Linked DNA regions of Mus musculus: regions 1 and 2 are each linked to region 3. The links are chromatin loops, found by intact Hi-C in ENCODE. Cell type or tissue: left cerebral cortex. All regions are shown on one strand.

The links. Hi-C counts contacts between places; a loop is a spot of excess contacts. Peaks named below come from ENCODE experiments on the same cell type or tissue, not always from the same donor. Only the 100,000 strongest peaks of a DNase experiment are listed, where the experiment ranks them.
Region 1: it touches region 3 in a loop (2.7-fold over the local background); 4 of 42 quality-filtered maps call a loop at or near these places.
Region 2: a loop joins it to region 3, with 6 times the contacts of the local background. A loop is called at or near these places in 6 of 42 quality-filtered maps.

Annotation. Positions count from the first base shown.
Region 1 is chr15:78,336,818-78,344,817 of GRCm38, reverse strand. Csf2rb (colony stimulating factor 2 receptor, beta, low-affinity (granulocyte-macrophage)) reads right to left here. Exons shown (of 14, transcript NM_007780.4): 4 at 5,829-6,016; 5 at 4,217-4,374; 6 at 3,970-4,138; 7 at 3,345-3,480; 8 at 3,064-3,224; 9 at 194-333. Among named protein-coding and RNA genes, the nearest start is that of Mir7676-2, 7.8 kb to the left of the region's middle. In left cerebral cortex, a CTCF peak has its summit at 4,566 (motif pointing right); DNase peaks (open chromatin) are centred at 4,578 and 6,651.
Region 2 is chr15:78,116,713-78,124,712 of GRCm38, reverse strand. Cacng2 (calcium channel, voltage-dependent, gamma subunit 2) reads left to right here and starts at 5,433. Exons shown (of 4, transcript NM_007583.2): 1 at 5,433-6,032. The coding sequence starts at 5,822. A730060N03Rik (a long non-coding RNA gene) reads right to left here and starts at 5,918. Exons shown (of 2, transcript XR_875456.2): 1 at 4,293-5,918. In left cerebral cortex, a CTCF peak has its summit at 7,109; DNase peaks (open chromatin) are centred at 6,710, 6,997, 7,101, 7,526 and 5 more places; H3K4me3 peaks cover 5,468 bases; H3K27ac peaks cover 5,515 bases.
Region 3 is chr15:77,979,345-77,987,344 of GRCm38, reverse strand. No RefSeq gene overlaps it. Among named protein-coding and RNA genes, the nearest start is that of Eif3d, 13 kb to the right of the region's middle. In left cerebral cortex, a CTCF peak has its summit at 4,984 (motif pointing left); DNase peaks (open chromatin) are centred at 6,296, 6,365, 7,611, 7,781 and 3 more places; H3K27ac peaks cover 2,062 bases.

The DNA.
Region 1 (8,000 bases), 360 kb before region 3:
GCAGCACTGGTCATGTGACCATGCCATGTCACCTCTCTGAGCCTGAATCGCTCATCAAGAAATTGGACTGTCTCCTGTTGACCATGTGGGTGCCAAGGTACAGGGGTCATCCCCTTTGCAAGTAGGGCTCCCTAGAATGTCCTTTCTTTCCTCTACTCCCTGTCTGTAACATCCCCTGGGTCCTGGAACTCACCTCCCAGCTGTCCGATTTCTTCTTGTACTGGACCTGGAATGTGTGCTCAATGAATGAGTAAGCCATCTTCTGAGTTTCCCAATGCAGGCTGTAGCTGTCTCTGTTCTTGGTCAGGTTGAGGGTTGGAGGCTCCATCTGGACTAGAGGGAGGATCATTTCAGGGAATGCCATCATGCCCTTCCCCCAGCAGGATGTTCCCCATTATCCAAGCTTGTCTAATGAATTCTCCAAGCTGGTCCAATATCCCTAACCCCAGCCATTCTGACTGTTTTGAACTCTGTGGTTGTTTGAATGAGAATGGTCCCATAGGCTTATGTGTTTGAGTCCTTGGTCTGGTCCCCAGTTGGGACTGTTTGGGAAGGTTGCGGAGGTGTGGTCTTATTGGAGGAAATGTGCCAGTGGGTCATGGGGCTGGGGCTTTTATTTGTACTTTGTTTTTGGGTTGTGGTTCAAGATGTGAGCATTATGGCTCATGACTTTAGTTCTAGCACTTAGGAGACAGTCAGGACTATGTACACGGGTGTCAGGTCAGCCTGGTCTGCTAGGTGAATTCCAGACCTACAGAGAGAAACTGTCTTGAAAAATCAACTAGCCAACCAACCAACCAACCAACCAATCAACAACCAAGCAATCAATCAAGCAAGCAAGTAACAAAAGACATGAACTCTCAGCCCTTTCTCCAGCTTCCTGCCCCTGTTCCCTGCTGTGACTGCTCTGCACCATGAACTCTCACCCACTGGAACCCTAATCCCAAAGTAAACACTCTTCTATGAGTTACCTCGGTAATGATGGTAAAAAAGTAACCAAGGCAAATGCCCATCATTACTGCATCACAGTGTTACCCCATGTTGGGCCATGAGGGAGGGGAGCACCTGAAGTAAGCCACAGTGGACCAAGCTTGTTGGTGATTCCCTGCTAGTGTTTAAATACAAAAATAAAAAATAAAAACAGAAAGAGCCCATGGCTTTCTACCCTGGTCCATTGACTATTCCAGCCCTGGGCAACACACTCAGTTTGTGGGAACTCCCGCACTCCATCCTCCCCTTCCCCCTGTGAGGTCCCTTCATTTCCATTTTACACAGGGAAAACTGAGTCTGGAGAAGATAAAACTGGGCAGTGGAGAGCCCTGTCTCTATTTTTCTGTGTTAGCTGCTCCCCTCTGCTGCTTCAGTGACTCTGGGAGTTGCCTGACATCAGCACGGGCTGGCAAGTCCTTGCTGTTCTAAAAGTGTCCCCTACATGGCTGTATAAACACACCCGAATCACCATCTCACCATCTCACTGTGGACAAACAGAAAGCTGGGATCTTTGGTGACAGCCCCGTCCACTGAAAGAGTAGACAACAAAATGAGACTTGGGCACAAATTCAGGCTTCCTCATGTCGCCTTATTGTGCCTTCTCAGAGAGGTGGGCACTTTAAAGTAAGGCACTCAATCACCTTCTATCTCTCCATCAAAACAAAAGAGTCAAATGAAATAAATATCTAATAAAAAAAAAACAAAATAAAAAAAACAAAACAAAACAAAAAACCCAAAAGAGTCATAGCTTGTGACATTAGAGGGCTTTCACAAAAATAATTCAGATGGCTCTAAAACATGGAGGAGTCCCTTGAATCAGAGGACCTCCTTTTCCTGGAGCAAGGCTCCCAGGAAGAAAATGCTGGATATGAATTCAGGTGACAAAAAGATTGGCTACCAAAGAGGACAAACATTACTGGTTGGCTGGAAAGTCTCCCTTGTGTCAGAGTCCTTGCCCTGTGACAGGAAGGTGGGACATAGGTCTGTAAGGACGACATCTGTGGGCATCTACTCCTTCCAGGCAGGAAAGTAAAACAGAGAGCCAAATGGGAGAAATGTGAACATTAGCTGGAGGAGGAGCCGGAAATCTCAGAGGCAAAAGACAGGTATAGAAGGACAGTGGTCCAGGGAAGGGGCAGGCATGAACCTGGGTGGAAGCAGAGGGGAAGGAGAGCAGGTCCCAGGTGAGACTCTTGAGGGCAGACAGTATAGTCTGCAGGAGGGCTTGCCTGTAGCTTCCCTGTCCTTGAAGACAGTAGAAACATATTAGAATAAACTTTCTTTCAATGTCTCTTTCCATCTCTCTGTCTCTATCTCTCACTCTGTTGCATATGCCTCCATGGGGGTATGGGAGACTGTGATGGTTTGTATATGCTTGCACTAGGGAGAAGCACTATTAGGTGTGGCCTTGCTGGGGTAGGTGTGTCACTCTAGGTGTGGGCTTTAAGAACCTCATCCTAGCCGCCTGGAACTCAGTGTTCTGCTAGCAGCCTTTAGATGAATCTGTGGAACTCTAGGTTTTGCCTGAACCATGCCAGCCTGGATGCTGCCATGCTCCCACCTTGATGATAATGGACTGAAGCTCTGAATCTATAAGCCATCCCCAATTAAATGTTGTTTTTATAAGATTTGCCTTGGTCATGATGTCTGTTCACAGCAGTAAAACCCTAAGACAGGGTCTAAACACAGGCATGCAGAAGCCAGAGAAGGATGGCTTTTGTCTTCTTTCTGTGTTCTTAAGACAGGATCTTGCACTGAACCCAGATCTGGTGAGTATCGAGAAAGCCCCAACTATCCCCCTGTCTCTTGACAGTTGGATATGATCACGCTCAATTTTTTTTTATGTGGGTGCTGGAATTTGAACTCACGTCCTCAAGCCAGTTCATCAATGGCTTTCACCCATTGGGACATACACCTAATCCAAAAATAGTTATTTTTATCACTTTGAGTGAAAAATCTGCAATTCTTTGAAAGTGGCAAAAGCAAAGATGCCTAAGAGGCTCTTGTATTTATTGGCATAACTCAATGGACCCCTATAGTACTGGGAACTCAGACAGAGGCAGGCACACTCACTGTGGTTATAGCTCATGATGAACTTCCCTTGTTCCAGGTGCTTAACAGAGACTGTGTACTGGCTGTGTGCACTGGGCTCAGGCACAGGTAGACTGCAATGGTAGCGGGTGTAGACACTGGCCCCCGGCGGCTCCTTCACCACCGGAGAGCATTTCTCCTCCCTAGGGAAATAAGTTGAGCTGAGAGCAGGGTTGGGGGAATGTCAGATCCATCTAAGACCTCAAAGAGGTATGGTCCTGGGGATAAGAAGAAACAAGGCAAGATGGACAGGGGACACTCACGGAGCTACAGGGCTGGGGCGATAGAAGAGCCCAAAGGAAACAGAGCCAGTCGTCTGGGTCCACACCTCCCAGGAGCAGTGGAGGGACTGGATCCCATCAAAGAAGCATTGAAGGTTCTGTGGCTGGGCCTTGTCCCCTGTGGCAACATACCCTCATTCAGTCAGTCCACCCTCCCTCAATGGTTGGGGCACGAGGTTAATCACACAGAGGAGATCCTTGAGGGCAGCAGACCTGGCTGTGACCATCAGCCCACTGTGCTCTGAGCCTGCCTGCTGTGTGTCCCCAGCTAGGGAAGAATCCAGTACGTCTGCGCCATCGTGAGGGAGGAGCCAGCTCTAAATATTGAGTGTTTGAATGAACTCAGGGACTCAGGTGACCCTACACACAGCCCAGCGCTTGTAAACACATGGGCCTCTGCTGCTGCTATTGAGGTCATTAACAGAACATGTTTGCTGCCAGAGAGCCAAGAGTGTGTGACACAGAGTGGCCCAGAGAGACTACGGGGGACACAGGGCTGGTGGGAGGCTCCAATGTCGAGGTAGGGCAGATCCTGGAGCCTTACTCGGACCTAGACTGTCCCCACTTCTAGTCTCCTAAAAGGGGCATGTCCTCCCAGCTCCATTACCTGGCTGGGAGTCCCAGTGAACCTCTGGGCTCCATCTGCTGGGTCTCCCAGACAAGCTTGAACCCGGGGACAGCCGAGTGCGCACACGGGCAGCATAGATGCTGTTGGGTAGGAATAGCTTTGGCTCGAAATTCACCTGAAATTTGCTAGTGTGGAGACTGTAGGCATCCTGTGGAGATATGGGAGCTGAAGGAGGAACCTGACATGCCATCACCCAAGGGTGGACACAGACGGCTCAGGGTCCTACCTCCCAGGAGTCCTGAAGCCGCTTATAAGCCACCTCAAACTCTATGTCCTTTGATGAAAGCCAGGAGACCTGGGCATCCCCAAGGGACACACTCCACTCCAGCAGGAAACGATCCTCAGAGGAGCTGATGCTGACGTTCTTGGGAAGTGGTGGCTGCACTATAGAGAGGGAAGCAGAGGGTTAATCGGGTTGCACACCGAGGGAGCTGCGGGTGGCCTGGTGATCTGGGTGCCACTTTGGCTCACACCATTCAGCTTCAGGCCTGAAACCTGCAAACTGCAGATTTGACAGTAATTCTGCCCTACATTCTCCTCAGTGGGGCCTCCTCCTGCCCTGCTGTGCACTGATGCTTTCTGACCAGCAGACGGTGCTGTGAGCCAGGGAGCCTCTTCTCCTGCCACACAGCCTCCTCACAGTTCAAGTGCCTATCACTGACTGTCCTTGCCCTGCATAAGTGTAGGACCGCCCTGATGACTTTCTTGGACTCCAGTTCCCAGACAGAAGCCTTTATCCTTCTTCTTGTCCCACTGCAGCTCATTGTAACCCCATGTCTGTCTTGTCACATCAGGCTAAGGGTTTCTTTTCCCTGTCCCCCCTTCCCTAGTTCAAGGCTAGAGATGCAGCTGTCTGTATCCCATGATTTCCCTGCCATTGTCTAGCCTTTGGAACTCGATGCTTCCTGGAACACAGTGCACATGCCTGGTGTACCCAGCATGCCCCACTCCCTCAGATCTCCCCCTGCAAGCCCCCTTTGCACACGTGGTTTCCTGGCTAAGAATTGCTTCTGGCTCTGTGATCCTCCCAGAGCAAGGACTTGGCTGCAGAGCTCCTTCCTTCCTTCTGGGAAGCCCTTCCTGATTGCCAGAGCCCTTTGCTTTCCATCCCTGGATGTGGCAGCTGATGCCTAACCCTTCAGTCTGCACCTCTGAGCCCCAGGGGCAGGGACTCTTTCAGACACCAGCAGCAATGATGTGATGAGAGCATTCAATCTAACATTGTTGGCGGGCAAAGAGGACTCACAGTGTTCCCCTGAGAGTCTGACATCTAAGCTGGGGCTTAGAAGAACAATACAAGCCATGGTTTTCCCATTATTCTGCAGTGTGGGTGACATGTCGGCTACAGTCCCCAAGAGAACCACACAGATGATTTTTGGCCCCACTTAAGGTCATGCTGTGACAATGGGCCTTGTGGGCCTGCTGCCTGCACACTCGGTGGTCCAGAGAGGGTGGCGCAGACCCTGGCTCTGGGTCAGAAGCATGGAAAGAGCCTGACAATGTGACCTATTGTGGTCATCTCTGCTCCACAAAAATCAGAGGACCTCTGCAATAGGGCAAGGTGTTGCAGCCATGGGCGAAAGCAAGAGAGAGCAGAGTTCTGTCACCTGGAAAGTCCTATAGGAGGCACAGGCACAGCTCTTCCTGTGGAGGAAGCTTTGTGGCTTGATAGGTGGCAGAAGCAGCTGGAACAGGATCATCCTTGGGCAGAGTCCCCACATCACATCTCTTCCAACCCCAAGACATGGTCCCTAATTCTGGGAGAACCTCACTCTAGCCCATCCCAGTATCCTGCCCACTCTTGCACCCACTGCCTAGGCAGGACCTCCGCTCCTCACCATTCTGGGCAAGTGGCACCATGAGCTGGATGCCCAGATCACTATCTGGCCGGAAGGAGTAGTAGTCTTCGTTTGTGATGGAAAATCGTGTATAGGGGATGACACATCTTCTGGGCACACAGCGGTGGGATGACGGGCACTCTGACCACATGAGTTCCTCACTGAGCTCACAGGACACTGGCTGTTTTCTGTTAGGGAGCATTCATTAGTTTCTACTATGTCCCTGCTTTTATCCAAGGGCAGTGTCTGGCAATGAGCAACACACACACACACACAAACACTCATGCATATACATACAAAGAAACATGCAGAAATACAGAGACTGAGACTCACATGAGCACAGAGACACACACAGCATATATACAAGCACACAGAGAGTCACAGAAACAGACACACACACATGCACACAGACATACACACACACATATATAAAGAGATATACACATGTATAGACAGAGACACTCACCTATACACACATATACAAACACATATACATATAAAAAAGATATACACTTATACACACAACACAGACACACACACACACACACACACACACACACACACACACATGCAGTGAGCATCCTGATGGAAGGAACAGGCACACACTGGATCACAAAGTAGTATGTTGTCATTGGAAATTGTTGAATACAACAGACAAGGCTGAGGAATCTGGAAGGGTCTGTGGGGAGTACGGATAGACTCACTGCATGCACAGTTTGACCAGAATCTCCGAGGACTTGCAGGGAAAGCAGGCAATTTCTGCAGCAGGCTGACTGCAGCAAGTACAAAGTCCCTGAAGCTGCCACCAGGCCTGTAACTGGAAGCATAGACTGGCGCATGTACAGTCTAGCACCTATCTAGTTAAAGAGCTTGCTTACAGCACATCACAAGAAATCTGACTGCATCCAGGTGGAGCCTAAGACGTCCTTAGCTTCAGAGACTTCTAGTTGACTTTAAACATCACTAATTTTGGCAGCCATGCTGTTGAGCAGTGTGTTATTCTTGGTCTTCTGGGTGAGCTTTCATGTGCACACCACCTCTGATCAAGGTCAGATAACCAGGTCAAGGTCATTCTCTAGGGGAAGTTTGTCTGCTCTCCTCCCCTCTTCTGTATCTTCGCCTGTATCAAGGTTACTATTCCTTAGAAAAGAAACTGAAGAGACAAGCTCACAAAGCTTGCAGACTAGTAATTTCTCTGTAGATGTCCAGCACCTAGGACAGCCAGTGACCTTCATATAACCGTAGCACTGTGTCCCAGATCACTCTGAACCTTAGGATCACTTGGTAACTGCCTCAAAGCCCTGAGACCAAAAGGACCCTCTCTCCAAGTCCCCACTGAATTCCTACACTTGTGACGTCAGTGCAGGGTGCTCTTGGGCAACTCCCTCGCTGGCATCTTCTTTAGTTTGTATGCTTGTCAGTCTGTCCTATCCGTGGCCCTAATGACTTGTCCCTCAGTACTGGCTTTCCTGCTGTAAGCAAAACAGTCATGGGTCTGCTGGCAAGGAAAGTAGGTTTCATGTGTTTGTTAGTAGCAAGCAGGCAGGGATTGAGGGTAATAAAGTGAGGGGCGTGTTTTGGTGCAGGGATTGATTGGTTAGGATGATGAACTAGCAAGATAGTTCCATCCTGGTCATACTAAGTAGATTGGATGCTGGTGGTGGTTTCCAAGTTGGTCAGACGTGTATTTCATTGGGGGATAAACTTAGTAGTGTTAAATAAGGAGAAGAAAAGGAGGTAGGAGACTTTTAAAACCAGCCTCCACAGTCATTTAGTCAAGCTGTCATCTCTTCCCAGCTAATAAAGTGAGATGTGGAGACAGCAGAAGCAGGACAATCCCTGGAGCAAGAGTGGAAACCAGTTTGTGGCATTTGGAGTCAGAGAAATGGATTACTCAAATAAAAGCATAGAGAGATGCTTGTGTGCTAGGCAGGGATGTCTGTGCTAAAGTTGGCCATTCTCCCCAGAGAGTCTCTGCCCATGAGCCCCCCCCCCCAAATGACTGCATGTAGATAGGAAGCCAGGGCTTCATTTACAGATCTCACACTCTACAGTAGACAGGAGAGAAAAGGGAAGCAAATAGAGCAGAAAGAGGTGTCAGAGACATCAGGGGACCATGACAGTAGTAAAGGTAAGCTACAGGAGGTCATCTTGGGTGGGTTGGGAGAACAT
Region 2 (8,000 bases), 140 kb before region 3:
CCTGTAGCCAAGAGCCTCTCACTCACCTATTGGTTTGTCTTCTGCTGTGGTTGGCCATGTTGCCTTGCTTGGAATTCTCTCCCTCTCTTGATTACTTGTGACCTTTCCTTCTGGCCTTTGGGGGGTCTTCTGAGCCCCTCTAGGATGGGTCTATATGCTGACTACCCTGAGCATGCGTGTCTTTTCCTTTTTCTTTTTCCACTCAGCAAACCCATATTGCAGACCTAGTATGTGCCAGGCAACCTGGATATCAGGCTGAAATACCAAATACAAAATGGAGTGTCACGTGAGTCTGTGCTGACTCTGCCACTTGTCAAGCTTTGAGTATTTAATCTCATCAGTGTCTCTATCCCCTCAGCATATTGTCTGAGCCAATTGGCAAAGGAATTCCTTTTCATTGTGTACCTACTATGTGCTAGGCTGTGCGCCGTAGGTTGGAAATACAGCGTGAACATGGTGGATAAAATCGCTGCCTTCCTGAGATTTGCATTCTGCTGGGAATAGAATGGAATCAAATGAATGATTTGCATCCCTAATTAATTAATTAACATGCAGAGAAGAGAGAGAAAGAGGGTGTGGAGCAGAGAGGTCTCAGAACATGGCAACCAGCACCGTGACAGAGCCAGAGGCCTCAGCTTGCCACTCCTCACACCGGCATGCATACCTACTCCTTCCTCACACACAGCCACCTCAGCATGGGTAACTGTGCTTACCCAGCTCTCCCCACATCCTCCTGACCCCCACTTCCCATCCTGACTTCCCCTGTGCTGCCCCAAGTGACTCCATCACTGGCTTGGGAACCAGCCACATCACCCTGGCTGTCGCCTGCCCCAGAATTGGTTGACTCTTTCCCTTCAGGGTGTTTCTTCTGCCCCAGCATCTTCTCCAAGGCTGCTGGACACTTCCCACCATTGTGTTAGCTTCCGCCATACTGTGTTGTTCTGCTTCCTGCTAACCCAGGAAGCAGGGTTTGTCATCTCGTCTCACACATCTCAACCTTTCACAGACCATTTTCCCAGCTTGGAATATTCTCTCTATTCTCAGATTTCCCCCACCCCTCTCTTGGCCTAGCTACTTCTGCTCCCACAGAAAATATGCCCCCTTCTCTCTCTCTCTCTCTGTCTCTGTCTCTCTCTTTCTCTTTCCCTTTCTCTCTCTTGTGTGTGTGTGTGTGTGTGTGTGTGTGTGTGTGTGTGTGTGTGTGTGTTCACTAACTCTAGCTGGAATCTAAATTCACAGTGATCCTCCTGCCTCTGCCTCCCAAGTGCTGGAATCACAGGCTTTTGCTGAGACTGTCCCTCTCATCAGGAGTTAGCCCTGTACCCAACATGCAATAGATGCTTGAGTTTGGATTTAAAAAGAACTGAATGAATCTTTGTACTTATGAGTGACAGCAGTGTTTTCAAATCTCTGCTGACCCACTAACTTGGCCTGTGACCTTGGGATGTGACCTCTCTGGGCTCTCGCCCACCTAAAGGAAAAGTTCTTAGCACATTACTGAGGATTCCTTGACCTAAGTGTGGTGTCAGTATGCCCACACCCTCACCCAGGAGCTTCTCTGTAAACCAGCTGAGGAGCTGATAGTCTCAAGGCAAGGCCCTTCCTCAGAACGCTCGGAGGTTGGGTTCAGCTCAGGTGATGGATTAGACTCCAGGGTCTGTCACTCCCTAAGTGTGAAAAATGATGCCAGATACTTGCGTCTCATAGGTAGCTCTGTTTCTTCACCTGTAAATGGGAGTAAAATGAGACCCCTTTAGAGGAGGGTTGTGGGATTCAGCACGGGTCAGCATCCAATAAATGTCAACTGGTACCATAGCTATTAACGCACAACATGGGTGACCACAGCCTGGGCTTGAGCCCCTGGTTCTTGACAAATGAAAGGACAAGTTTCCACAGGGGTTAAGTAACTGTCCAAGGTCAAACGGCGAGGAAATGGCAGCCCTGTGCTTCAAGGCCAGGTCTGCTGTGCCCAAATCCCATGTTATTTCCACTCCATCAAAGAGGCGGCTCAAAATAGGCCTGTGGCATTTCAGCTAATTTCCTCTAAGCCCTTCCCAAGTAACAAACTGTAGTCACACAAAGCCGCTCCCTAGACATCTATTCAGCAGCCACTAAGCACAGGTGCCTGCAAATAGACCCTGTGCAGGGCCAGCTCTCCCGCGTGGCCTTTTTGCCTACAGAAGGACCCTGTGACATATAAGTCACTTGGAAAGAGTGAGGACTGTGAGACAGGAAGTGTCCCAAAGATGAAGCCAGAGAGCATTCCGGGTGTTAAATGGGATAAAGAATGGGAGTCAACCATCTTGCTGCATGCCAGGCTCCTTGCCCTTCTTCTGCCACAGGAAGCCCACAAAGTGCTCAGGCATTATTCACCAAGAGTCTGCTACAATCTAGAACGTCCTTGGGTCCTAACATCATAACATTGAGCGTGGCTCAGATCTTGCTATCAAGGGGTTATGAGGCAATGAGGGGGCTATAGCACAATTAAGTGTGATCAATGCGGTGAATTCATAGCAATATGGCAAACAGTGAAGATCAGGGGTAGCTGGGAAGCTCTACAAGGAGTGGACAAGTGCTCAGGGACCCATTTTTCAGACACTGAAACTGAGTCTTCAGGAAGCCAACTTGGATAGAGTATGGCAATTGTCCAAGTACCAAGTGAAGCTGTGTCCCCGGGCTTATTCTCTCTGCAGTAGTCTCTGCTGTCTCTATGCTGGCTATAGAGACAGATTCCCCTCCCCACCCCCACCCCTGTTGTTTTCCCGGTGACGACGTGGCCAGAAGATGAATCAAAGTCTGTGAATGCTACAGCCGCTGTCAGCAGTTCCGAGGTTAGCAGAGTCTGAGGACAAACGGAGGCTTCTGAGGTTCTGGAATGGGTGGGTGCTTTCTGAGCAGAAGGCCCAGGGGTTGATGTGAAGAGGGAAGGGATGAGAAAAAGTGTTTTGCTCCACTATGCATGGGAAGGTCAAAAGCAGCCAAGGTGACAGGCATCACCTCTTAGACACATATGAGACACCCAAGTGTCTCTCCAACCTGCCCTGCTCAAAAGACCTGGGAAATCTCAGAAGCTTTGGTATCTGCCCCTCACATCTTCCTTTAAGGATAGCAGTCCAACAGAAACACCCACGGAAGCCACTACTAAAGTGCACCAGGGATGAGCAGACCATCCACCCCCACCCCTCTCCTCCCCTGCTGCTTTCCTCCCACGAAGGAATCCAAGGCCCAAGAACCTCTTCCATGCAAGCCAGCTCCAGCCTCCACTAAAATCCCTTAGCACAGACTGCAGACGTCTGGGTGCCCTTCTCTAGATGCTGGAACTAGAAAGACAGCTCTCAATCCTTAGGAGGGTCCTTCCAGTCTGAGGAGGGAGAGGAGATTGGGAGAAAAGGAAGTTTTATGCAGGGTAGAGAAACAGGTAGTTTCTACCTGTGACTGCGCAGATGAAAGGAAGAGGTTAGGCTCTGGAATTTACACCCAAGGAACTATTTCTACCTCAGCCATCTTCTGCGTGCACCCGTAATCTCTGGATCACTGAGAAACTATCATGCAGGTCATCTCAAGGCACAATGAGGGGTGGCATTACTAAATTATGAAATCAAATCCTCACTCTACACCCTTCAACTGACCCAATGGATTCACAGCTTTCTCTAGCCCCTCCCCCAAAGGAAAAAAATGTAACCTAGAGTCTCCTATGGTCTCCTTTTACTTAGTCACAAAACTGATCTGAGATAACATGGCATCCACAGCAGTGAGCATCATCTACGTGCTTCGATTTCCAGGGTCACATTAAGGGAAAGTTGCACACACAGTCTGGAGAGGTGACACAGGAAACAACCCAGGCTCGCCGTTCTGCTGAGCAAGAGAGGGCTCCTGCCTTTCCCTGCTCATAGTAGAGAGGTTTAAAAAAAAAATCAATCTCATTTATGAATGACAAGGGAAACTTGGAAAGATCCACAACTCACTTTTCCTGAAAACATTTTTACCTTTGAGATGAGTATCATGTCCCGAACCCCAGTTACCAGCCACCCTTTTCTCATCCTTTCACAAGAATCATCTTCCCAAAATGTCTACTTGTAGAAGCAAGATGTAGAATTTCACAGAAAAACTACAGAGAGTCACAGAGAAAGCTATACACAACCCCTGTTAGCCAGAAAGAAAGATCAAGAGGAAATAAGGCAGGAGATGCGTCTATCCAGACAGTAAAATAAAACAACCTCCCCTCCCCAGAAAGTGTGGAACCCATGAATAGGGGAGGAAGAACAACACATAGAAACTATGTTTGTAATTACCCATCCAGGATCTCTTCCAGGAGAAGCAGCTGATTGAAGTTTTGTGGGAATCTGACTGTGATGGGAGGACTGTATTTGAAGCTCTGGGCACGTAGAGATGGAATGAGAAGGAGGCTGAACTGGAAGAAACACCAAGGGGGGAGGGAAGAGGAGAGAGAGAGAGAGAGAGAGAGAGAGAGAGAGAGAGAGAGAGAGAGATCGCCAGCTACGCCTTCCTCCCAGCTCCAGGAGGCCCCGGCCAGCGCTCATTCCGGAACTGTGGAACAGGAGTCCGGGAGGCCAGGCAGCCCTGCGCTTGGCCCTGGCCTGGCCCGTCCGCGGACGACAGAGGCCCCGTGGCCAGGGCCCCACTCCTGGCCGGCTACAGAGCGCAGGGAGCGCACAGAGTGGGGGAGTTGTCCAGTTCAGCACCACGGCGACGCAGTAGGTGGGCGCTCCTGCTCCGAGAGCTGTCCAGTCCAGCACCGCGGCGATGCTGTAGGTGAGAGCGCCCGGTCGTGGGGAGCTGTCCACTTCAGCACTACGGCGATGCAGTAAGTGGACGAGCCCGGCCGGGGTGAGCTGTCCGTTTCAGCACCACGGCGATGCTGTAGCTGGGAGCGCCTGGCCCGGGGCTGCGCGGCCGTGAGCGGGGGAGGCGGGCGGGCCTGCCTGCTGCAAGACGCCGGCTAGCGCGCCCCATCGCTCGCTCGCTCGCTGGCTTCCGAGGAGCTTTGCGGATCGGGGGAGGGAACCCCGCCTCGATTCTCCGGGAGAAACCCCCTCCCTCCCCCACTTCGCCGACACTACCCCCGCCGCCAACAACAATAACCGCGGCTGCTCGTCCTGCCGCCACCGCGCCCGCCAACCCTGCTGCCGCTGCCGCTGCCGCCGCCGCCGCCGTTACCGCCGCCGGGGCACAACCATGGGAGGCGAGACCCCCTCACCGGTGCAGCTGAGCTCGAGGGCTTGCAGAAGACTGGGCAGTCTCCTCTGAAACGGAGGCGCCTCGAGGACCCCCTCCCTCCCCAAGGAAGAGAACTGGCGAAGCCACGGATTTTCATGGCGCAGGCCGCAGAGCCGCGAACGAAGACCGAAGGTTGCTTCCCAGCTCTTCCAGTCTCTAACTGTCTAGGTCCGGACCATGAGAGATGGTGTTGAGAATTCGGCTGTACCCTGGCGCGCTGTGGAAGCCATCTCCAAATTAGCGATCACATATGGAAACTGGAGACCAGAATTTTAGGAAAAGAGATTAAGGCATCTCACTTGGGGGGGTGGGGGGGTGTCTTTTTATTTATTTTCCCTTTTTTTAAAAAAATCGCTGCAACTGGAACAGTTTTTTGATCTCAAAAGGCAAGCCTCTCTTCCCGTGTGATCTTTATAATTTACACACTTTTCCGTGAGCTTTCTTATCTCCCTTTTTTTATATCTCTCCATATTCTCTATTCACACATATATCCATTATATTAGTAGTGGAATTACCAATCGCACCCTCACACACACGCTCCTGAGAACCAGAAGTCGGTTGGGTGTTTATATAATGAAGAATTATGGGGCTGTTTGATCGAGGTGTTCAAATGCTTTTAACCACCGTTGGTGCTTTCGCTGCCTTCAGCTTGATGACCATCGCTGTGGGAACCGACTATTGGCTGTACTCCAGAGGGGTTTGCAAGACCAAAAGTGTCAGTGAGAATGAAACCAGCAAGAAGAACGAGGAAGTTATGACCCATTCCGGATTATGGAGAACCTGCTGCCTCGAAGGTATTTGATTTCCAACCTCCTCCCCCTTCCCACGCCGCCCCTCCCCTCCACACCCCCCCCCCCGCCTCCAAATAAGTCCCCTCCACATTCCACCATTTTCCCACTTCACTCCCTCCGCCGCTGCCGCTGCAGATCAAGGTTGACTGGGTTAGTTTCAGAGGAAAGAAAATCAATAAGCAGAACCCACACTCTCTACTCTTTGGCTTCCACCCCGTCCTCCCAAACCTCCTCATTGGAATGATCTATGGTATGGTGAAAACAGGAAATTGTCTGTAGAGTTCAGATGTGCTCTGGATGCTTTGGAGTCCTTAGGGTTTGCCTTTGGGTCTGGCTTTGCCACCTATGAGGAGGGAAAAATAATTGCTTCCCTGTGTGCTGCTCAGCCTTTTGCAATGAAGGATTCAGAAAAAAATGCTCTTCCTCTTCTCTCGCTCCTCAAAAGTTACAGGCCCAGCACCATCTGCAAGTCTCCCTTTAAAAAAAGAAATCTGTTGTTTCTAAGAATCCTTATTTGGTAGATTCTAATTATTCTAGGAGCTCAAGCCGAGTTCAAGAGCATTTCGTAATGTCTACGAGCCCCGCGTACCATTCGAGGTGGCTGGCTGTGTGTATGTGTGTGTTTTTAACGTTTACGAAGTCTAAAATGCATGTGTCTCTCACAGGAAACAAGCCCAAGTTCTAATCAACAGCGGTCACTTGCGGGTTAGACCGAGCGCTGATTTGCTTCCACGCAGAGTGACATGTCTGTCACCCAGAAGCAAGTCGAGTCAGCACTGTGCAGGCAGGAGGCGAGGGCATGGAGAGGTTGAGGGGTGGAATGGGAAAAAATGGGGTGGGGGTGTCAGCTGTTGGTCTTGATCTTGCAGAGTCATTGGGGCATGTGCGCCGCATGTGCTGTGGGCTGAGGGGCTCCCACAATGTAAAGGCCAGGACACTAGGACATGAGGAAGGCATGTGCTTTTGGGATACATTAATAAACACAAGAGGGGGGAACTCTGCAGGTCATACAAGCTGCATTTAGCCACAGACTTTAATATGAAGGAGTGAATTTGCATAGCTATATCTGTCTGTGTGCAAAAGCCACCTATAGGAAGACAGACAGAGAGACACATATGCCCCTGTATGGAAAGAGGCTTGTATGTGTTCCACTGATGTGAACCAAGCCTGGAGGCCCTTTGAGGTGGCATCGGGAAGTGAGCACTGCAGAACTGTTTGTTAAGCTCAACATGGGATGGTGCTGCAGGGAGTTGGGGCCAGCAGATGGGGGAGAGGGCAAAACTGATGTGATCCTGGGGGGTTGGGGGGTGTCTAACCTATACTAAGCCAAACACTGGTCTGGGAAAAGAGCTCCCATCACATGCCCCCTCCCGGTGTTCTTGGTGCAAACGGTTGAGTGATGGCTGAACATGTTTTGAATAGCTAAGTGACTTCATTGAGCGATGGTCTGTTTGACGCATACTGCATTTGATACCCTTTCTCAGTCCAAGCGCTGCCTTTAACATTCTGCAGAGGTGCTCTCTGCTGAACACTCCGTGCTCCTCCTCAGCCAGAGAGTCAATATCAGGAAATTAATAGGGACCGTTTTACACACACGCATTCTGCCTCTCTTAAAAAATGAAAAGCCTTTCATAGCGCCAGTCATTTTCAGTGAAAAGGCAGCTTCCATGTAATTAAACATTTATGGCAAGCTTTGATGCCGAAAGAGAAAGAAAGCAAAGGGAATGAGGGTTGCTTTGGGGACATGATCCTGGCAGCTGTTTGCATTCCTTGGATTTTGGTTAGAGGGATAAAAGATCTGCAGCCAAGAAAAATTAGAGAAAAATCTGTGTTTTTATTTTAGGGCAAATGTAGTCAGATATCAGTGACTTGGTATAAATATGCTTTCTAAATCGGGGATTTTTTTGTGTGTGTGACGGATCCTTAGTGTTGTGATCTTCTAAACATCTTGTAATTCGCAGTAGACACGAC
Region 3 (8,000 bases):
CACCTATAAACCCGATCACTGGGAGGAGTGTTGAGGCAAGAGGCATGCTGGCTGTCAGTCTAGCTCCAGGCTTGGTGAGAGGCCCTGTCTCAGGGGATAAGGCAGAGAGCAATAGAACAGGACAAGCACAGTCCTCCTCTAGCTTTCATGTATGCATGTGATCATGCACACACCCCCATCTACACACACTCACATACATACACCATATGCATATACCACACACACACATTCATGCCCAGTAAGTAAATAATATAATTACATGGAAAAGAGTCACTGTCTACAAGACACTTCCACGAAATCTCACCAAGCCAGAGGCAGAACAAGGGGCAAACATGCCCACACCCTGTCCCTGCAGCCTGCAGTTTCATTTAAAGTAGTTTACCGTGGCTTGTAATATTACGTCTTCGATTCCACTTGAGCTTATGTCACTCCTCTGTGGGAAGAGCAGCTTCACAGCGGAAGACACCTAAATCATAAGGCAGACGGCACGAGCCGTACAGAAGGAGAAAAGACGCAGCGGGACAAAGGGCACGAGCTTCCCGACAAGCAAGGCAAGGCGGGAAGCATCATGACTTCTGTGGTGCTCGCTGTCAGTGTCACATTACAGACGTTTGGTTGAGCTTTCTCGGAAAAAGAGAAACACAGAAAAAAATCACCATCTTTTTTTTTACATCGAACCATTATTTTAAAAGTTTTAACTCAGCCGGGCGTGGTGGTACACGCCTTTAATCCCAGCACTTGGGAGGCAGAGGCAGGCGGATTTCTGAGTTCGAGGCCAGCCTGGTCTACAGAGTGAGTTCCAGGATAGCCAGGGCTACACAGAGAAACCCTGTCTTGAAAAACCAAAAAAAAAAAAAAAAAAAAAAAAGTTTTAACTCATCATCAGGAAACTATTTGCAATAACAAAAAAACAAAATAAAGGAAGCCCAAATTGGAGGCCAGATAGCCAGAGGGTGGACACCTCAGAGACTTTGCTGTGTGATATCAGCATAGCAGGACCTCTCTGAGCCCACTTTTCCCATGGTTCAATAGCCCTCATACAGCATTGGAAGTCGGAATTCTCAGAGGGATGGAGAAAGTGAAAGTTCCCTATCAGGCACTGGGCACTGGGAGCATGGCTCAATGCATAGAACCCTTGTCCAGCATGCATAAGGCCCTGGACTTGCTCTCCAGAACCACATGAACTGGGCATGGTGACCCATGTCTGTGATACCAATACCCAGAAGTTCAAATTTATCTTCAGATACGTAGAGGGGAGTCGGGAAGAGGACAGGAGAAAGGAGGGAAGGAGAGAGGGAGGGAGGGATGGACAGACGCTATAGCACAAAACAGCTGCACTGTCCCCTGTGCCAGGCCCAGATTTAAGCACTTTGAGTGTTTGCCCTAATAACAGTGTTCCACGGTAACTCTTAATATCGCCCCATTCTTAAAAGTTGGGTTCAGAGAAGCTAGGCTGTATGTTTAGGTCACAAACAAGAAAATGGTGACTCTGTAGTAATAAGCCAGGCAGGCCACCACCTCTGGAGCTTAATCTTTACAGGACAACAGCCTTCACAGGCCACAGGAGACCACCCTTCTCCAGCAGTGGTCTCCTCGCCTATTTGCTGGCCTTCCTCTCTCAAGTCACGCCCACACATCTCTGCTTGACCTCAGCTTACATCCCTTGCCTGCCTGGGACCCACATATTGTCCTACAGGCTGGCCTCTCTCCCACCTCAGCCAATTCCTGTGGCCGGCACTCTTTCACAGGCCAGCCCTTTAAATCCAATGGCTTCCGCTAATGAGTTAGTAGAGGCGACAGTCAGAGATGGCTGTGAAGGATGGTGAGGTCCCTGCCCACTGGCCCCTGCTCAGCACATGGCAAAGCCACGAATCTTAAGAATTCAAGACAAGCAAAATGAATTAGTTGAACTATACTGTGTTGAGTCTAATGAAACAATGCTGAATTGCAGGATGGATGGATAGATGGATAGATAGATAGATAGATAGATAGATAGATAGATAGATAGATAGATGAGTTGATGGATAGATAGGTGGATGGATGGATGGATGGATGGATGGATGGATGGATGGATGGATGGATAGGAAGATGGATGGATGGATGGATGGATGGATGGATGGATGGATGGATGGATGGATAGGAAGATGGATGGACGGATGGATGGATGGATAGGAAGATGGATGGATAGGTGACTTGATAGATAAGTGAGTTGATAGGTGGATGGGTGGGTGGATAGATAGGTGGGAGGATGGATAGATGGATGGATAGAGAAAACAAGGTGGACTGTGAGAGCAACAGATGGATACACAGATGTCTGGAAACAGATTTGGTGGCCACACTTGGTATGGAATTTGGTGACTGCAGGTACAGAGGCAAGACTGACTGGGGCATTTGGGAACCAGGGCTCATGGCTGGGAGAAGCAGGATCAGGTACTCAAGTTCCCGCTGGAGAAAGGTGGCAGAGGGCTTCCAAGTTGTGTGTGCAGTGGGAAGCTGAGAGAGGAGAGGAGTTAACAGCGGGATGTCTCCCCAGCCAGCTGTGCCCAGGGAGACACTGACAGATGACAGCGTGCCTTCGCCCTAATAGCACTGCGGCGTCCTCCTCCCGCTGCTCCAGTCAGCTCCAACCCCAGTGGATCAATACCAAGAGCCAGCGGATGCAGAAGGGAAGGACCTGGGGGATGAGCTTGTTGCCTGGAAATGGTGTTCCTTTGGACCAGAGCTGCTGTGCCATTTGCCTTGTGGTGCCATCATGGGTCCCAGCAAGGACCTCCTCTCCAAAAGTTTGCTGGATGAAGGAGCTGAGCTCCCGGACAGTGCAAAGACCCAGGCTGTCTCTACAGCATCTCAGTCCTAGGAGAAACTCGCATTGCACACACCCCCACACACCAGCAGTCAGAGCTGCTGGATTAAGTCACCATTTGGACTTAATTCCATGTCTTTTGTTTGTCCTTGGGCTTCTGTTTCCCAATCTCTTCACCTTCCCCTATTCCTAACCACACAATAACCGGGGCCTCACGTCTCTGTGATGATGCAGATAAGGGAACCCTCAGCCTCTGCGCTGCTATAATCCCCACGGACATCCCTTAAGGGGGGTCTCTGCGCCCCTCTTCTCATGGATGAGGAGCTAGGGCTCAGTGAGGTGGAATAATATGCTCAGCCTCACCCAGTGTCAGAGATGGCCTGAACTAGTGAGGGGACTGCAGGAGTATGCCATCACCCTCAGCTTGACCTGCTGTGGGGATGGCTTTTTGTGCATTAGGCCAGTACTCTACCCGCTGGGCTACAGCCCCAGGCCTCCTATGTCATCTTCTCAGCCTCAGATCTTTCCAGAAAGGATTCAACAGGTTACACCTCTAAGGGAAGCAAAGGAACTGGCACAAGGCCACTAGAGCATGGGGACTGCGTAGGTCAGGGTTCTTTCTCTGCAGCTGGCATCCTCCTCCTCCTCCTCCTCCTCCTCCTCCTCCTCCTCCTCCTCCTCCTCTGTCAGCAGATGGGTCTCCAAGCTAAAACACTCATGGATAAAAACCTGAGACTTACTGAAAACCAGACATCTATCTATCCATCATCTACCTATCTACCTATAAATTCATCTATCTATTATCTATCTAATCTCTATTCATCTATCTATCTATCTATCTATCTATCTATCTATCTATCTATCTATCTATCTATCTATTTCTCCTTTTCTCCTTCCTAACTCCACCAGAGCAAACTTTCAGAACTTTGGACAGCTTCCACCATCCAAGCCTCAGCTAGCCAATCTGCAAAGGGGAGGTGCGATCAGTACTGGCTTTCTGGCCCTCGGATGTCTGGTGGTCACACTTTGACTGCTCTTCCCTGGGCACATGCTTTCCCCTCTGCTGCCCCTAAGTACCTTTTTTTAACCTAGTGTCTTGTGAACTCGCCTAGCCCTTCCTCATGCAGCTTCCTCCTGCTCAAGGCACTTAGAGTAGCTTTTGAGCCGGGCAGTGGTGATGCATGTCTTTAATCCCAGCACTTGGAAGGCAGAGGCAGGCAGATTTCTGAGTTCAAGGCCAGCCTGGTCTACTGAGTGAGTTCCAGTTCTACACAGAGAAACCCTGTCTCAAAAAAAAAAAAAAAAAAAAAAAAAAAAGGAACAGCTTTTGAGCAGTTTGTCACCAAGCTGTACTCAGCTAACTTGCCCTTTATCCAGGAAGCTACAGGGCACTGGGCTGTGTTTATACCATTATATTCCTACTGTTTACCATGGAGCAGGCCCCTAAAGAATGCTAATTGCATGAATGAATGAATCATTCATTCATTAATTCCTGGTCACTCTACCACTAGCAGCCTTGGGGACCAGATTCTGGTGAGTCACCAATGCCCTATAAATGCCACGTGGAGAAGAGAATGACCCCCTCTTTGCAGTCAATTCCACCAGCTGTATCCCAGAGTCTGCTTCTCCCGGCCAGCACACCCAAAGAGCCTTCCAGGCCAGCCAAGGCAGCACTCACACGCTACACTGAAGCTCAGGAAGGCTGAGCACCTATCAGGGAGCCCGTATCTGCCCACCCCTACCACAAAGGTCCTCCAAAGCCTTTGACCATGAACTGGCCTAGGAGTGGGGCCAGACCTTGTCCTGTGTCCTGAGACATACATAGGAGAAGTGGAGAAGCAGTCTGCCAGGCGGATTCATTGGCTGAGCACCGTGTGCCCTCCACTCTGAGCTACCCTGTCTCCTCTGTGCCTCACTTTCCCCGTCAAAGAGCAATCACTGAAAAGAGCCTCATCTAACAGGCTTGGACTGCGTGGCAGATGGAACCAGCTAAGCAGGCGAGCTGACAACGCAGGAAGCCCTGTACCAATGCTAATGCTGTTGCTCATATTAAGATTATTTATATGTGTTAACACAGCAGTCATAAACGCCAGTGACTCACTTTTAAAGGGTATCCGATGCTCTGAATTACAGCCCTGGAGCTGGCTGTTTTCCTGAATTGAGCAGCAGCGCCATCCTGTGGCCACATTGTAGAATGCATGACCTTCTGATGGGCAGTCCTGAGGTACCCCGTGGAGGGGAAGCCAGTGACCCTGCAGAAAGCGCTGTTCATTCTCCATCTAAGACTTGAACGTGCCTTGTTGCTAGCACACGGTGTGACCTTGAGTGCCGTGACATTTAAATCTCGGGTTTTGTTGTTTTGGTTTTTTTTTTCTTTTTGAGACAGAGTCTATTGTAGCCCAAGTTGGACTACAGCTCATTTACATAATTATCATGAGCTTCTGATCGTCCTGCCTCCACTCCCACCACCCCCAAGTGCTGGAATTACAAATGGGCATCACTGCGCCTAGCCTCCCACTCTTACATCAAGCTCTACTGAAGGGGGACTTGATGGGAGTCTGACACACAGAAATGGATCACGCCTGTAGTCCTGACACCCAGGAGCCTGAGGCAGGAGGATGGATTCAAGTTCAAAGCTAGTGAGGGCTACGTGGTGAGATCCTATCTAGATACACAGACTGGAGAGTGGAGCATGGCTTCACTCCTCTTGTGCACAGCGTCTTGCTTCCCTCACATCCCCCAGTCCGGCCTTTGACCTTGACACCTTCTAAAAGAAGGGGGCCCTTGGTCTCTGCACCTACAGCTCTCCTCTCCTCACAGCCAAGCTCAGAGGATCAAACACACTTTCCAAGGTCCAAGCCTTAAAAAAAAAAAAAAAAAAAAAAAAAAAAAGGCCCTGTGTGCCCTAAGAGGGACCAGTCGGGCAAGTGTGGGGATGGGCCCTTTCAAGGCCTCTGTTAAACAGATGGCACCAAGTCTGCTGGAGAAGGTGGCTCTTTTCCAACTGTCATAGTGACCCTCAAATGTCTGTAGTGTCCACAGGCCACTTTGTCAGTGTTTGGCCCTTGTCCTGTCAAGCCATCAGACTCCCAAGTCCTGTTGGCACAGGAAGACACAGGTTCAAGGAGAGGAAATGGCTAATCAGAGGTCACACTGCCAGTGAGTAACGGGCACAAGCCTCGTGTCCAGGCCCCAGACCTTCCAACCTCTAAGAAACCCGGAGCCAGGGAGGCAGGGCCCTAGCTGCTCCAGTTCCAGCCTGCAGAAGGCTGGACAGCCACAAGCAAGCCATTGGCCTCAGCTCTCCGCACAGATGTCCCTGCCATCTCTGACTTTGTGTCCTTGGTCCCTCTCCTTGAGCCATAAAGAGGAGGGCATTGAGCCGTAGCTGCAGGTTTTGCAGAGCAGCAGCTGTGGCTCTTCTCCCTGGAGGAGCTTTTTCTGACCGCCCTGGCTGACTTACTGTCCCTCTCGTAGCACCCACGGCACAGCACTGCAATTTATCTGCCAATCCCCAGAGGACCTCGGGGAGAGCATACAGGAATATGAGAAAGTCAGGGACTGGAGTGATAGGGGGTGGTAGGGACTGCAGCACATTTGTAAGCCCCAGGCCAAGGGACAAGTCCTCTTCAGATATCAGGAATGACTGAGTAGTCTGGCCAGATTTTAAGGGAATCCCTACCAGGAGGTGGTGGTGCACACCTTTAATCCCAGATCTCAGAAAGCAGAGGAAGATGGATCTCTCAGAGACCAGGCCAACCTGGTCTCTGAGAATCTCTGGTCATAGTGAATTCTGGGACAGCCAGGGCTATCTCCAAAAACAAAGAGACAGAGAGACAGAGAGAGAATATACCAAAACCTGATTTATGTGTGAAATACAGAATTTAGATGTAAACTCAAAGTATACTTCATAGCTAGGAACATGGCTTAGCAGTAGAGCATTCGTCTGTCATGCACAAGATCCTGGGTTCAATCCCCGGTACCACAAGATAAACAAGTTTGTAAGATATAAAATGCATTTCACGAAGCACCTCTCAAGTCTCATATCCCTAGCATGAGCTACATCTCAGGGGCTTGAACTAAGTTGTTAGCTGTGGATGACCAGTGATTGCTTTTAGAATCTCTTTTCAAGATTGCGCCCTGGGCAAAGTTCTACCCAGGCTCCAGTCAACCCACTGACCTGGACTCGCTGTCTGAAGAAAAGTCACCATCCTCTGACAAGATGCTCACCCTCTCCCTGAGAGAGGAGCATTCCAATTTCTTGCGTTCTACAGACAAGGTTCTGAGGACCTTATAGTTTGCCCAAGGTCACGTGGTTACTGAAACCTGGGTCCAAACTCAGTCTGAGCCCCTCACACGTGTAAGAAGAAGATCCTCAAGTAAGGTCTTGCAGTCACTTGGCCTTCATGATTAGGCTCTGCACAAATCTGTCAGGAGAGTCGGAACCAGGTTACACACCACAGCAGAGATGAGTCTAGGCTTGTGCTGCTCAAAGCAGGACTAATGCCCAGCGAGGGGGCCTTCTTAACCCGACCCAACACAGCCAGATAAAGCCGACAATGGCTTGCCTTTGGCCTCAGGACCCCGAACCCTGCTTCCAACAGAGAAAAATGTGGGAGGCCTGGTTGTTGCTCATCCCACTGAGACAGTCCAGCTCTGTAAATGAGCTAGATGGTTCTGAAGGAAGTAGGGTTCTATTTTGTCCCCTGTCGTCAGGGCTGAGCATCCTGATATATCTTGGGCATAACAGAGAAGTGGATGGCTCAGCAGTTGGAGAGATGCCCAAAAGGCAGGAAGTGGGGAGGATGGCCCAACAGGTGCCTCTCTATTCTGAGCACGGTCCTGTGATGGGTGAGTGTACATCCAGCTGAAATAAAAAATAACTTTCAATACCCGTCACCGGCGTGGATGGCCAACAGCGTCCCTTTCTCCTGAGGACAAGGACTGCGCTCCAAGGCTTTGCACCCTTTTGCATTGGCAACTTTGACTGCTTTGCTGGGGCAATCCACCCACCCTGAGGCTGAGGCGGGCTGGTGAGCTGAAAGCTTCTCGCAGCCTCCCACGAAAAGAGTAAATGCTGCATGTTTCTGGGCTGTCTGCCTGGGCACTGTGTCCTCAGCCCTGAGTCTTCTGTAAGGACAGAGTAGGGACAGAGTTCTGAACTCAGAAGAGGGACAGGAAAAGTATCCTGAGGGAG